3 separate regions of the Homo sapiens genome follow, and all the other regions are linked to region 1. A link is a loop called in an ENCODE intact Hi-C map of the cell type or tissue named here. Cell type or tissue: endothelial cell of umbilical vein. All regions are shown on one strand.

The links. Hi-C counts contacts between places; a loop is a spot of excess contacts. Peaks named below come from ENCODE experiments on the same cell type or tissue, not always from the same donor. Only the 100,000 strongest peaks of a DNase experiment are listed, where the experiment ranks them.
Region 2: it touches region 1 in a loop (5-fold over the local background); 106 of 110 quality-filtered maps call a loop at or near these places.
Region 3: a loop joins it to region 1, with 8 times the contacts of the local background. A loop is called at or near these places in 4 of 110 quality-filtered maps.

The regions. Positions count from the first base shown.
Region 1 is chr10:16,850,319-16,855,318 of GRCh38, reverse strand. CUBN (cubilin) reads left to right here. Exons shown (of 67, transcript NM_001081.4): 60 at 3,876-4,084. Among named protein-coding and RNA genes, the nearest start is that of RSU1, 35 kb to the right of the region's middle. In endothelial cell of umbilical vein, a CTCF peak has its summit at 1,930; DNase peaks (open chromatin) are centred at 578 and 1,908.
Region 2 is chr10:17,254,929-17,259,928 of GRCh38, reverse strand. No RefSeq gene overlaps it. Among named protein-coding and RNA genes, the nearest start is that of VIM-AS1, 27 kb to the right of the region's middle. In endothelial cell of umbilical vein, a CTCF peak has its summit at 2,025 (motif pointing right); a DNase peak (open chromatin) is centred at 2,068; H3K27ac peaks cover 388 bases.
Region 3 is chr10:16,964,014-16,969,013 of GRCh38, reverse strand. All of the region lies in intron 31 of CUBN (cubilin), which reads left to right. Among named protein-coding and RNA genes, the nearest start is that of RSU1, 150 kb to the right of the region's middle. RefSeq lists an enhancer at 61-624. In endothelial cell of umbilical vein, no CTCF peak of the experiment used is centred here; DNase peaks (open chromatin) are centred at 423, 1,793 and 2,763; H3K27ac peaks cover 3,249 bases.

The sequences.
Region 1 (5,000 bases):
GCACAGAAAAATATACTCTCCATTTTAGTGCAGTGCAAAGAGAGATACTGAAGAATTAAAAATCAGCCAGTTAAGCTGGGCATGGTGGCATGCACCTGTAATCCCAGCTATTCAAGAGGCTGAGGTGGAAGGATTTGCTTGACCCCAAGAATACGAGACCAGCCTGGGCATCATAGCAAGTCCTCATCTAGAAGAAAGGAAGGAAGGAAGGAAGGAAGGGAAGGAGGGAGGGAGGGGAGGGGAGGGGAGGAGAGAGGAGGGGAGGGGAGGGGAAGAGAGATAGAGAGAAAGAGAGAGAGAGAAAGAGAGAGAGAGAAAAAAGGAAAGGAAAGGAAGAAAAAAGAAGGAGTGAGGGAGGAAGAGAGGAAGGGAGGGAGGGAGGGAGGAAGGAAGGAAGGAAGGAAGGAAAGGAGGGAGGATGGATCAGCCAATTTACCACTCAATCCATGGCAAACACATCAGTGATTTAAGGATGCTTGTTCTGGGGTTCCCTGGAATGTGGGTGTGCTGCTTTATGGCATTAGTCATAGCAGTAGTACTACATAATAAGTGTGTGTAATGGCATTCACTGGGCCCAAGTACAATTGCCATCTTGCCCTTATGAACTTATTAGTAACAGTTAATAAACAAGTAGTGATAAATATAGCTTGAATGTTTAAAAATAACATTTAGTTTTTGAAGCTGATGATTAATAGAATAATGCCCAGCAACAGCATTTTCCTGTCTACCTACCTCCAACTCTTCAGTGCTCCTACCTGCAGCCCTCACCACAGCAATGTCCTTTCACCTGGTCTCATCTCCTTCAGTCTCGTTCCCTTGCATGTAAAATGCTGGTTCTGGATCAATTTTTAGATCAGACTTGATTAGCAAGTGCATCCTGATTCTACCACTTATTTGATTAAAAATCTTTCAACTGAATCCCATTAGCCAAAGAACACAGTCTGACAGCCAAACTCTGTATAATCCAGCATTGAAGGCCCTCTGTAGAAGACCCCATCCTGTTTTCCCAATCCTAATTCTCATTATTCTCCTTCATGTGCCCTATTCTTTTCTCAGAGTTATGCTTGCCCATGCATATAATGTAAATTCTTGCCCATTTAGCCTTGGATCAAGAGATTCTTTCAGGCTGGAATTGCCAATGCCAATTCCATTTCTACATGGTTTTATTCTATTTATGCTTCAAGACCCAGATCCAAATCACCTCCTCCTTGGAACAGTTGAGATCCTCATAGCCCAAAGTAATCTTCATCTTTTTGCAAAACTGTAAGACGTTTCTGCCTCTTTTACTGAACCTATCATTTTCTAAATTGCGTCATCATTATTTATCTATGTCTTACTACTAATGGACTATCACTTATCTTTTTCTACTTAAATACTAAATATACTTTCTTGAATATTGAAACAATATGTAATAAATAAATTTATCAATCCATTCATACCCTCAGTCATCGTTCTTCTGTGCTACGCATGCCAATAAGCTTAAGTGGTTTCCTTAAGTAACAGTCAGTTCACACTGGAATCAAAGCTGCTCAAACTCCACAAACTCCAACCCTCTCTTGAGTTTGCAGGCCCATTTCAGATTAGCAGAATCATTAGCAACATGTGGTGAAGCACTGCGTATTGCTTACGTTTCAGAATAATTTTGTCCTATATGACCTCTGTGAATATATCAGGGACTGGGCCTTTGGAAGCATTTCAACTTTGGGAAATGTCTGACTATGCAAATACTCTATAGTTTCGCCTGACTTAGAAGCTATGGACAGGCCAAGCCTGACCTACTAAGTAATGTGCCTGTAACAAAAATCACCCTGCACGTTTGCTATCTATCCATTGGATTTACAGACAGGGTTCAGGAGAGCCACCATTGTTCATGTTTACTGCCAAGGTCCAAGTACAAAATCTTAGCACCCCCTAATGTTGAAAGCAGTCTTTTCACCGTGAGCAGAAAATGGAATGAGAAAAATAGACTGAAGGCCAATCCCAGCGAAGTTTAACTTTGGAACTAGCCATGACCTATATTTGTGTAGAATACAAGCTTTATAGACATTAATTTCAGCACCAGTTTAATCCCTGTTCCTACTAGGGCTATTTTGAGCTTATTTCACCATTTCTTTCAAAATTGTCAATAAATTGTTCATCCCTTTATGCTCTTCTTAAATCATTTCTGAGCTGTCTGCTTAGGCCATGGAGTAGACAAAACTAAATCTTATGTTCTGAGGATTGTTTTTTTGTATTCTTTTATGGTAGACCGTTTAATCATCTTGAGATTATTCTTTATCTCTCCTTTGTATTTTTATTCTGAATTATAAAATTTTTATCTGAAAGAAGGCCTTTTTCTTCTATAAAGATTTTTTCCTTTAGCTTCTCATGTTTTGGAAAAGAAAAAGTTAAATATAGAGTGTGGCTGAATATAAACTGGACTGCAGTGTTAAATGCCTCTCAGCCTCTTTCTATCACACTGTGTAAATAAAAGATTTGTTGGCAGCAATTTTCTTGGTTTGTTGGGTAAATTCTTCATAAATTCAGTTTTCAGTCTGACAGTGTTCATGAAAGCGGAACATAAAAGTAAAACATATGCACATTTTCCACCAGCTTTATTATGCAAAGTACTTGATTTTGTATAAAACTGGATTTTTCAAGGCCAGGAAAATCTTCAATAAATCACATCAGCAATCCCAAAAACGTCTGTAGAACCCTATGTGTTTTCCCACTTCTTTCAGCAACTCCGTGAATAAGAAGGAGACACCTGAAGGCTCTGCTATGGAAGCAAAGAGCGAGGGAGGCAAAGATAGAGTGAGGAAGGGAAAGATAGACTGAGGGAGGCAAAGATAGAGTGAGGGAGGGAAAGATAGAGGGAGGGAGGGAGGGAAAGATAGAGGGAGGGATGGAAAGATAGAGTGAGGGAGGGAAAGATGGAGGGAGGGAAAGATAGAGTGAGGGAGGCAAAGATAGAGGGAGGGAGGGAAAGATAGAGGGAGGGAGGGAAAGATGGAGGGAGGGATGGAAAGATGGAGGGAGGGAAAGATAGAGTGAGGAAGGGAAAGATGGAGGGAGGGAGGGAAAGATAGAGGGAGGGATGGAAAGATGGAGGGAGGGAAAGATAGAGTGAGGAAGGGAAAGATAGAGGGAGGGAGGGAGGGAAAGATAGAGGGAGGGAGGGAAAGATAGAGTGAGGGAGGGAAAGATGGAGGGAGGGAAAGATGGAGGGAGGGAGGGAAAGATAGAGGGAGGGAGGGAAAGATGATGGAGGGAGGGAAAGATGGAGGGAGGGAAAGATAGAGGGAGGGAGGGAAAGATAGAGTGAGGGAGGCAAAGATAGAGGGAGGGAGGGAAAGATAGAGGGAGGGAGGGAAAGATTGAGGGAGGGAAAGATGGAGGGAGGGAAAGATAGAGGGAGGGAGGGAAAGATAGAGTCAGGGAGGGAAAGATGGAGGGAGGGAAAGATAGAGGGAGAGAGGGAAAGAGAGTGAGGGAGGGAAAGACAGAGTGAGGGAGGGAAATATAGAGGGAGGGAGGGAAAGATGGAGGGAGAGAGGGAAAGAGAGTGAGGGAGGGAAAGACAGAGTGAGGGAGGGAAAGATAGAGGGAGGGAGGGAAAGATGGAGGGAAGGAAAGATAGAGGGAGGGAGGGAAAGATAGAGTGAGGGAGGGAAAGATAGAGGGAGGGAAGGAGGGAGAGATGGGGCGGGTGGGGGGAAGGAAGAAAGAAAAGAAAAGAGGGAGGGAGGAAAGGAGGGAGCCCAGGAGGGAATGATCTGATCATGTTCTCAGAGTGTGACAGAAAATGGAAACTATGTTCTTTTTAAAAACCCTCCATGTACAATGTAAGGTCGGTTCTGTTTGGTCTGCATAGTGATGTCTTTGTTTTAATGCAGGGCCTCAGCAAGGATGTGGTGGTTATCTGACAGGCTCGAATAATACCTTTGCCTCTCCTGATTCTGATTCGAATGGAATGTATGACAAGAATTTAAACTGTGTATGGATCATAATTGCACCTGTAAACAAAGTAATTCACCTCACCTTCAATACATTTGCTCTGGAGGCAGCAAGTACTAGGCAAAGATGCCTTTATGATTATGTAAAGGTAAGGCTGTTTTATTTTTTTAACAGAGTCTATTCATCCCAGACTCTAATATAGTGTATTCCAGTTTATATCGTTACAGGAAGTCCTGCTAATTTTGAGTACAGGTGCTACTGCTTTTTAAAATGACCTTTTCTTCAGTGATGCTACATTTAATATTATAGATGCTCTATCTTCATATCAAATTAATCTTTAATATGGGTGACTCAAATATTTTGTGTGACTGGCTTCCAACATTAGCATTTAAATCTCCTATTCATCAATGTCTTGCAAAAGACGATCTATAGGAAGGTCGGTTTTCTGGAGAGAGATACTCAAAGGACCTTTGGCAAATCCTAAAATAAACAATGTCAGTGACACAAATAATCACCTCTTAATTTGTCTATTTCTTAGGCTTATAGATTTGCTTATCACATTATGTTTAGATATTAAAATGGTTCTGAAATCCCATTAAAAGTAAATAAAGGCTGGGCACTGTGGCTCATGCCTGTAATTCCAGCAATTTGGGACACCGAGGCAGGAGGATCACTTGAGGCCAGGAGTTTGAGACCAGCCTGGCCAACATGGTGAAACCCTGTTTCTACTAAAGACACAAAAAATTAGCCGGGTGTGGCGGCGGGCGCCTGTAGTCCCAGCTGCTCCAGAGGCTGAGGCAGGAGAATCGCTTGAACCCGGGAGGTGGAGGTTGCAGTGAGCTGAGATCTCGCCACTGCACTCTAGCCTGGGTAGCAGAGCAAGACTCCGTCTCAAAAATAAATAAATAAATAAAATAAAAAAGTAAATCAAGAAACTTCTGTTCAATTTTTAATGACTTTAATATTAAATTATTATACCTATCAGGTTATATAGGTTCAGATTACAAGTGTTAAGTAGCATCAATCAGTATTTACTACTGCACTCTCAGGGGAAAAATAAAAAG
Region 2 (5,000 bases), 400 kb before region 1:
TCACCTGTGACTCCAGATCCCCTTAGCTTAATTGCTTGCCATTGCCAGATTCTACAGAAAGCCTAAAGCTGAAACAGAATAAATTAACTACTGGGATTTCATTCTGTCACCCTAGCTGGAGCAACCATGAACTTCTGGGCTCAGGCGATCCTCCCACCTCAGCCTCCTGAGTAGCTGGGACTACAGGCATGCACCACCACACCTGGCTAATTTTAAAATTTTTGTAGAGATAGGATCTCGCTACATTGACTAGCCTGGTCTCAAACTCCAGGGCTCGAGTAATCTTCCCACTTCAGCCCCCCAAAGTGCTAGGATTGCAGGTGTGACCTACCATGTCTAACCTATGGGGGCATTTCTGATTCAGAACCCAAACACCTCTTCTCTATCATGATAAGTAGAATCTGTATATTGGGAATGGGTGTGAAGTAAATTTTTAGTATTTATTTATTTATTTATTTGGAGAGAGAGTCTCTTGCTCTGTTGCCCAGGCTGGAGTGCCGTGGTGCAATCTCGGCTAAGTGCAACTTCCACCTCCCGGGTTGAAGCGATTCTCCTGCCTCAGCTTCCCGAGTAGCTGGGACTACAGGCACGTGCCACCATGCCTAGCTAATGTTTTTTTGTATTTTTAATAGAGATGGGGTTTCGCCATGTTGGCCAGGATGGTCTTGAACTCCTGACCTCAGGTGATCCACCCACCTTGGCTTCCCAAAGTGCTGGGATTACAGGTGTGAGCCACTGTACCCGGCCAATTTTTAGTGTTTCTACATTAGGCAAACCCATCTTTCCTGGCAATTTTCTTATGTACACTTTGTTTATACTTTGAAACAACTGAAATTTTGAGAGCTATTTCCCCTCACATAGGAAGCCAATTGACAGGGGCCACCTCAATGCTCTTGACCTCTAGTGGGGATTGGACCCCACAGATTCTTGCTACTCAGTGCTGTCCCAGGCCAGCATATCAATATCTCTTGGGAGCTTGCTGGAGATGCAGTATCTCAGGCCCCGCCCTTGGCAGCTGAAACAGAACCTTCATTTTAACAAGATTCCCTAGTGAGTCGAGTGCAAATTAAAGTTTGAGAAGTACTCTCCTAAATCACAGCTTGGTCAATCAAGAAGCAAGTGGTCCCAGGATGTTTCTATCCTTTAAATGTAACAACAATCCCATTACTGAGTTTTTTTGTTTCTTTTATTTGTTTGTTTTTGTTTTTTTTTTGAGATGGAGCGTTGCTTTGTCGCCCAGACTGGAGTGCAGTAGTGCCATCTCAGCTCACTGCAACCTCCACTTCCCAGGTTCAAGCAATTCTCCTGCCCCAGCCTCCTGAGTAGCTGGGGCTACAGGTGCATGCCACCACACCCAGCTAATTTTTGTATTTTTAGTAGAGATGGGGTTTCACCATGTTGGTCAGGCTTGTCTCGACTACCTGACCTCAGGTGATCCACCCGCCTCGGCCTCCCAAAGTGCTAGGATTACAGGTGTGAGCCACCGCGCCCGGCAATTACTCAGTGTGTAATGTGAACCACAGGCACTTTGAGTTCGTGGTCTCTAATTACTGACAGAGTCATTCAGGGCAGGTATCCTCAATTCTCATTTCCAGCTGAGAAAGAATGAGATTTGGGAGACAAAGTAACTTGGTAGAAATTACACAGCCAATAAATGAAAGTTCCTGGATGTGAACACAGGTTTATCTTCTGACTGAGCAATATTGCTTCCCATTCTTCTTGCTGTTTTTCAAAGCACCGTTTTTGATGAGGTAGGTCCTGGGGTCATAAAGAGAAAGGAATTTTGTTCATTTTACTCTTCCCTGGACTGTGTGAAATATTTCAGGTACAGAGACTAAGTCAATGATTATCTATCTGGTGGATTAAAGAACAGACAATTCAGAAATGCTCTTGATGGTCATAAGTTAATTTTAAAAATTTATTTAGAAGGGATCCTCAGGAATGCCTAATTGTATCCACTGGATTTTAATACTTTCAATTCCGTGCAACTAAATGTGGCCCTTGGAAAAGTCCTGTGACTTCCGAACCCACCAGTAGATGTCAGTATTTCTTTGGACACCACAATGGCCTCTCAAGTTTTTGCCCTACCAGGCTCTTCACAAGATCCGTTGTGTCTGAAGAAGGAGCGGCGACTTTTTGTCTACATTTTTACTTGGTTGGAACAATCTTCTGAGATATCTTCAAGGGTGTTAGTGACCCCAAGGCAGTACTCTCTTGCCCTCTCTCTCTCCCTGTCTCTCTCTGTCTCTGTATGTGTGCGCCTCTTTCCTTCTCTTTCTCTCCCTATTTCCTCTCCCCATACTCCCACACTGACATTTTTTAATGAAAAAGATGATTTTCTCCCATGAAGATATTTCTGTGCAGATGTTAGAAAAGGACATTCGAAGACACTAAAGTCAGATTTTGTCAAGCCCTCTGGCTGGTAAACCAAGCAGATCCCACTCTCCAGGAATGAAGCAACTATTACGTTGGGGCGAAAGTTATTGCTATTACTTTTAATGGCAAAAAAACACGATTTTTTCCCCCAACCTAATACTACCATGCTAAATGCCAATTCAAAAAGGATTGCCCTTTGAAGAAAAAAAGGCAGAAGTAAGCAGGAAGGATAGCTCACTTGGAGTATCATCCGAGTTAGCTTAGGTAAAGACTGTAGCTTTCTACTAAAGCGTAATTTATTTCTCAAAGAATATTTTATATGCAACTATTTTCTGGGCTCTGTTCTGGAGCTTTATTAAATGTGTAAGAAGGCTGAATAATTGATCAGGTTTACCAAAGACTACAATTTAAGCTGACAGGCATTTGATTTTAGATGCTGGTGTCTCATTTGTGTGGCTTTTTCATGCATCTGCCAGCAACGGGTATGCTAAGACAATTATGTTCTTCCCACTGGACTGCTTTTTCTTGTCTCCTTTCCAGAACGATCCTTCTATTTTTTTTTTAGAAAAAGCTGTGCTTTAGGTTAACCACATAAAATTATTTGACAGATATCTGAAGAGACTCACTTTCTTTACAAGAGAGGTTAATAGTAGCTTCTCAGTAAGGAAAAAAAAAACGCTGAGAGGGATTAAATAAGAGAAATGCTTTCTGAGTCATTAGATGCTAGACAGGTTAAAATACCAGAAAAGTACACTGTAGCATTCAATTTGGCACGAGGTAATGACTTAATGATTTTCCCGATTTCTGATATTCGGTGTGGAACACTTAAGCCTTTCTGAGGCCTGATTAGCAAACAGTTTTATTTCCCTTTGCAGAAGAGGATGTAATCAGTTGTTAGGTGGACAATTCAGAAGTGCTTTAGGATTTTTCACACTGCCGGTTTTATAATTTAGCGATTATGTAGCTTGATGGTGAGAGTCATTACTTTCAAGAAGTTTGGAAATTGAACTAGTCCAGTGTTTCCCAGAACCTCATCTATTTACAAGCTAGAGAGTTTTTTTTTTTTTTTGCTATTAATACTCTATAGTGGTTGAGGACATATAGTGTGTAACTGCATTCAGAGCCCAGCTTTGTAATTTACTAGCCAAATGACCTTGTCAATATTACTTAACTTCTATAAACCACAGTTTCCTTATCTGCAAAATGGGGGTGATAATGCTTTATTTGTAGGATGATTGTGAAGTGTCTATAATGTTATTAGTTCTCTATCCCCATCCTCCACTCTGAGGACTGGTTTTAGGTATGTATGGGGGAGGCTGGCCTACCACAGATTTTATCTACTCTTTCAAAATAATCACAAGTTATGCACATACTCTGTGCCAGGCAGTATGAACTGAACACCGAAGATACTCCAGTGAACAAGACAGAAGAGGCTTCTACTGGCATGAAACTTACATTCTAATGGAGGACACAGAAAATTATAAAGTAAACAAACACATAAATACGGAATAACATAGATAGTAATGAGTGTGTAGAAGAAAAGTAAGGTAGGATAAGGAAACAAAGTAAAGAAGAAGATCAAGGAAAGTTACTTTGAGTAAATGACTGTGTTAGTCCCTTCTCACATTGCTATGAAGCACTACCTGAGACTGGGTAATTACATAAATTACCTAGTATAAATTTATAAAGAAAAGAGGTTTAATTGACTAACAGTTCTGCAGGAAGTACAGGAAGGTGCCTGGGGAGGCCTCAGGAAACTTACAATCAGAGTGGAAAGGGGAAGGGGAAGCAAATATTTCTTCACGCAGCAGCAGGAGAGACAGAGCATGAAGAGGGAAATGCTACACACTTTTAAACAAGCAGATCTTCTGAGAACTCATTGTTACCACAAGAACAGCAAGGGGGAAGTCCGCCCCCATGATTCAATGGCCACCTACCATGCCCCTCCTCCAACACATGAGGATTGCAATTTGACATGAGATTTAGCTGGGGACACGGAGCCAAACCATATTAATAACATTAAAGGAAAACAATAATTTTAAAACTTTAATTGGGCCTTCGTGTAGCTGATGAGGCCATCAAAGGATGGCTGGATATGTAATCAGTTTCTTTTCTCAAATGCAGAGAGAGCCAAGGCACAGTCTGAAAAATGAGAATGAACACATACACTGTTCTGTCTCAAAATGTAATATTTTCTCCTCATTGGAGGCTCAGAGGAATCTTTGCAGATTCTGCTGCATTTACGGAAATATTCTTCTTTAATAATAATTAGTGTGTGGCCCTGATGACCAAACAGATGACTATGGAGGTTCAGAGCTCCCTTTGAGAAATGGAATACAGCTGATTGACAGTCTCAAGCTGTCATACCCCTGCATTCTTTCTGAACCAATTATACCACTAGGCTGTTCCCACCCAATGACGTAGCCGGGCATGTACACTGGCATAGGACCATTTGCCTGTTGAAAGATTCCTCTAATGGGTAACTTTTGTTCAGGACACCCCATAGTCCTAGCCAAGACTTTTCTTAGAGAAGCTCTGTAAGCTCAGACTCTTCCAGATCAATTCTTCCTTTTTCCTCTCCTTTTACAGATATAAAACTTACACTGTGATCTGAAGGCTTGTCC
Region 3 (5,000 bases), 110 kb before region 1:
TGAAATTGTGATGGCATCGAGGGGAGCTAATCAGGAAGCTGGACTTGCAGGCAGGTTTCAACACATTTGGTAATATATTTGCACTTTCTGCTCAGTCACCTTCAAGTGTCTGGTGTAATTAACCTTGGGCTCTCCTCAATGACACATCAGGAGCATTTCTTGCTAAGGAAGCTGTGGGACCCATCGGCTGGGCATGGCCTTGTCTGGTCAGCACACAAGTGGCTTCATTACGTTTCCTTTCACGAAGGCTGAGTATTAAAGTGACCTCTGACTGACAGTTAAATTGCTTAATTAGAGCCTTTCTTCTAAGTCTTCGATTCATGTAGCTCTGCAAGCTCTTATTGATCTCCTAGAAAGGCTGCTTGTAGCTCAGTGTGAGAGCAGGAAGAGGAAAGTCCGTTCAGCAGCACCAGCTGGCCCCTGGAGATTCCTGACCTCTGCTTCCAGCATCCTCTTTGCTCAGATCATTGGAATGTCTGCTTTGTGAGAATCAGCAAGGAGCAGCTCAAAGCAAGCCGACCATGGTCCAGGTCCTGCCTCTCATTTGGAGGAAAACACAAACGAGGGCTAACAGAGCCTGGTACCAAAAAGCAAAAGCAAAAGCAATATGATTAGTAACTTCTGAAGCTTTTTGTGGCTATCTAGGAGAAAGAAAGAAAAGTGTCTGATGTGATCCGGAAAAAAAAAAAATTCCCTGTGCTCCCACCCAAAGCTGCAATGTCTGTTGTTGTTCCATTATTCGACAATAAAATGCAGGGTGGAACAGGGCAGATACCTAACGCAGCATCCTCTTTTGTTGTATTTTTGTAATACACCACCCATGATGTGTTTCCTTTTAAAACACTGATGGTTTCCAAAGCAGAGCAAACAGACACAGGAATAATAGAACTCTGGGTTTCAAAGAGATGATGGAAACAAGTCTTCTTTAAATATTTACTGTTTTACAAACAAATCCATGACAGAAACCAGTCTCTCTCTCTCCCCTCCTCTTCCTCTCTCCCTCTCTTTTCCTCTCTCTCTCTTTTCCTCTCTCTCTCTCCCTGTCTTTCTGTCCCTCTTTCTTTCCCTCTTCCTCTTGCTCTCTCTCCCTCTCTTCCTCTTTCCCCCTCTCTCTCCCTCTGTCTCTCCTTCTCTCTCTCTCCCTGTCTCTCCTTCTCTCTCTCTCCCTCTGTCTCTCCTTCTCTCTCTCTCCCTCTGTCTCTCCTTCTTTCTCTCTCCGTCTCTCCTTCTCTCTCTTTCTCCCTCCTTCTCTTCTTATCTTTCCCTTTCTTTGTTCCTCTCTCTCCCTCTCCCTTTTTGTCTCTTTCTCTCTCTCCTCCCTGTATCTCTCTCTCACTCTCTCTTTCTTCCCTCCCTCCTTTACGCCCCACCACAGGAATTTTTGTTTCCATCTGATACTTGAGGATGATCTTTTTCAAACGTTTATCTTGTGACTTGCATTTGTATTAACATGCTTAGCTACTTTGCTTCCTGGTGCGGGTGTCTTATTAACAACCAAATGCTGAGCCAGTGCTTTGAATCTGCAAGATGAAGGAAGAGTTGAGTTGAAGCCACAGCTCTCAATCTGTGGACACGGGTTTGGTTTGGCTTGGTTTCCATTTCAGCTCAGACTCTCCTTAAATGTTTATTTGTGAAAGTAAAACGAGCATCTTAGATTTCTTCTCATGTCAACATTTCCAGGAATCTTTGAGTCAGTGCTCGCAACAACTGCAAGTTTTTAGAGTTTATAGTCTCTTGTAAGATGTGAAGACTGAGTGGGAGAGTGTAGAACAAAGAAATAGGGGTGAACGCATCGTGATATGAGATGTGGGGTTGTGAATTGAACTTAGTATTGAATTTCCAAGGAGCGTAACTGGAAAAAAATCACTGACAAAGGAAACTGATGCTTCCTCCTTCCTCAGCCCCAAGAAGAGATGCTATAATGAGTAATATTTTCATTTCCTTCCGCATTCACATTTATGACTGTAACAGCTTGTATAATTTCCTGAGGGATTTCCCTCCCTATCACTTAATGTTTCCTCTATTTTGGAGAAGTTCGTATTCCAAAGTGGCAATTCCATTAGCAGGTATACCGCCATATTATAACATGTGAAAATACCTCATGGACTCTCGATCCTCAAAATCACTTTGCACCTCCATGTGAATTATCTCTCCTGTGCCCTAAATGTCTTATTCTTCACCACATTTTTGCACCCTGCTAAGATCAAAGGCAATCCAGGGCAGGAGACCTGTGTTACCATCTGGAGTTAAAAATGTAGCAAAGCGGGACTGGCACAGTGGCTCATGCCTGTAATCCCAGCACTTTGAAAGGCCAAGGTGGGTGGATCATTTGAGGTCAAGAGTTCAAGACCAGCCTGGCCAACATGGTGAGACCCTGTCTCTACTAAAAATACGAAATGTAGCTGGGTGTACTGGTGCATGCCTGTAATCCCAGCTACTTTGGAGGCTGAGACATGAGAATTGCTTGAACCTGGGAGACAGAGGCTACAGTGAGCCGAGATTGCACCACTGCACTCCATTCTGGGCGACAGAGCGAGACTCTGTCTCAGAAAAAAAAAAATGTAGTAAAGCATAAGGGTCCAGGTGAGAAGGAGGCCACACTAGACCAGAGAATGGCGGTTGGACCAGAGAAGGACAAGGAGGAGCTTTATATCTGAATCCAGGAATAGAATCAAGTTTATGTGGCAACGATAGAAGTTCTGGGTTTATGTATTGACCCCAGACACTGTGCTCTTTGTTACCCATTCTGCTAAGTGAGCCATGCTGGGAATCCCATGCACGTTCACTGGAATGGAATGCAGGACAGATGCCAACCACTTGGAAAGCCACGGGAGCCCAATATAAGACTTTCTCAAATGCTACTGAGGATGCTTGATTGCAGGTTCAGATGCAAAGGATGGGGGACTCCCACCCTATTTCCAGAGCTGCTGTGGTTTTCTTTCTTGGAGACCGTGAATATCTCACTTAGCTTCACAGAATCATGGTCTCTCAACATTCTAACTGAATGAATACAACTTGATTTCACCTTTTCTCTAGGTTTAATCATACTTGGTCGGACGTCAGACAGATGGGGTTTGTATATTGGCTCTGCACTGCTAAGCGTGTGATTGGGCAAGTCATGTATGTTTTCAGAGCTCAGTTTTCCCTGCTGCAAAGTGGAACTGTAAGAATCAAATGTAAACAAATGTATTTAAGTACCTATCAGTGTCTGGTTCAGATAAGTATTTGCTGCTATTCCTAATTTTTCTATTACAATGACTCCTGCTTCTATTACTATTAACGCTATGTTAAAGATCTTAAGGAATCTTTTAAAAAAATTTTCTCCCTGAGCAAGATGAAACTTAGTAAACAAGATAAAAAATCCAGTAGAAAAAAATTCCTCACTTCCTACTTTCCAACAATCTCAGGGAATATATTCCTGTTTTTTTTTTTTTTTTAGAAATAAAAATACAGATATTACTGAGGAAGCTACAATTCATTTCCCCCTCAGTCATGAGGGGTGCAAACGATGACTGACATTTCAGTCAGGTGGTCACGAGCCATTTAATCACCCCAGGGTTTTGATTACAGCAGAGAGGGGCAGCCGCTGAAGTGCTCTGCATCACGTCCACGTCAATCACGTGGTCTTTAGTGCTTAGGCAAAGCATGCGTGATTACTGGTCTTTATTTCGTGCAATTTAAAAATGTATGCTCAGCTTTACTTTAGTATGTGATGTTACATTTTAGAAAGCGCACGCTGTGCACTGAGTTGTTTTGAGACTGAATGGAAGGAAGACACAAATGGAAGGCAGGGGAAATTTCAGGGTGTTGTAGTGGCCTAGGCAAGATGTAATGAGGCCCCACACCAAGACACCAGAGAGGGACATGGATGAAGTAGAGGGAAGGAGCCAAGCGATACATCGGACAAACAGATGTTAGAACATGCTGATCCACTACATGTAGCAGGGATGGGGGCGGTTCCCCAAACGGTCTGGCCGTTGGGTACATGCTTCCGGCATTTACTGTGGCAAGAAATGTAGGTAAGGGAGAAATGAGAGGGACAGGAAGAGGGCTTCAGTTTGAGACACTGATTTTCGGGGTTTGTGGAACATGGAAGAGATGATGTCTACGATACAGTTGTCTATACAAGCCTAGGGCTTAGGGGAGAGGACTGGGGCACAGTTGTAGATATTAGGCAATGAACAGATGCTTTGGAGATCTTAAAACAGAAGCCACGTCCATTAAACTTGATACATTCCTGGCGGCAGCAAGAGGCTAGATTAACTGGCGTTAGTAGCCATCTGGCTTGGGTGCTGCAGTGCTGTTATATGAATAGTGCCCTTTCATGTCTGTATGTAATCACTTATGCGTCCGAGTGATGAAACACTAAAGAACTTTTAATATAGATTTTATTTTTAAACCTTACATGCTCCTCATATTAAATTTGTAGAATACAGAAAAGAAGAAATAAGAAATTATTGCCATCCTTAGTATTACAATATAGATACAAGCTATTGAAATTTTGGTTTATTTCCCTCACAAACACACACATACAAATATATACACGCACTCATGTACACACAAACATGCATAGTTAAGATAATATTATATATAATTTTGTATCTTGCCTTTTTCACTTCATATTATTTGAAATTTTCTTAAATAGTTTCTTTGGCTAGTCAATGAAATGGACGTGCTGTAATTCAGTTAGCCACGCTTTATTATTAACCATTTGGATTATTAATGGGTTTTTTCTTTTCTTGTTATAACAATGCTATGAGGAGTATCTTTATATGTGAATCTTAGTACATTTCCTATTATTTCCTTTATATAGCTTTTCTTTTCTTTATTGAACACTCTACTATGAAATATTTTAAGTATGTAGAGAAATACCGACTATATAATGCATACAAAGTATATAACATACAAAAACTTCTCCCTGTCCAGACTGGCCAAATCTTCATATTTTGCCACATTTGCTTCAAGTTCTTTTGTTTTCTCCCAAACAGAAATGAACTGTT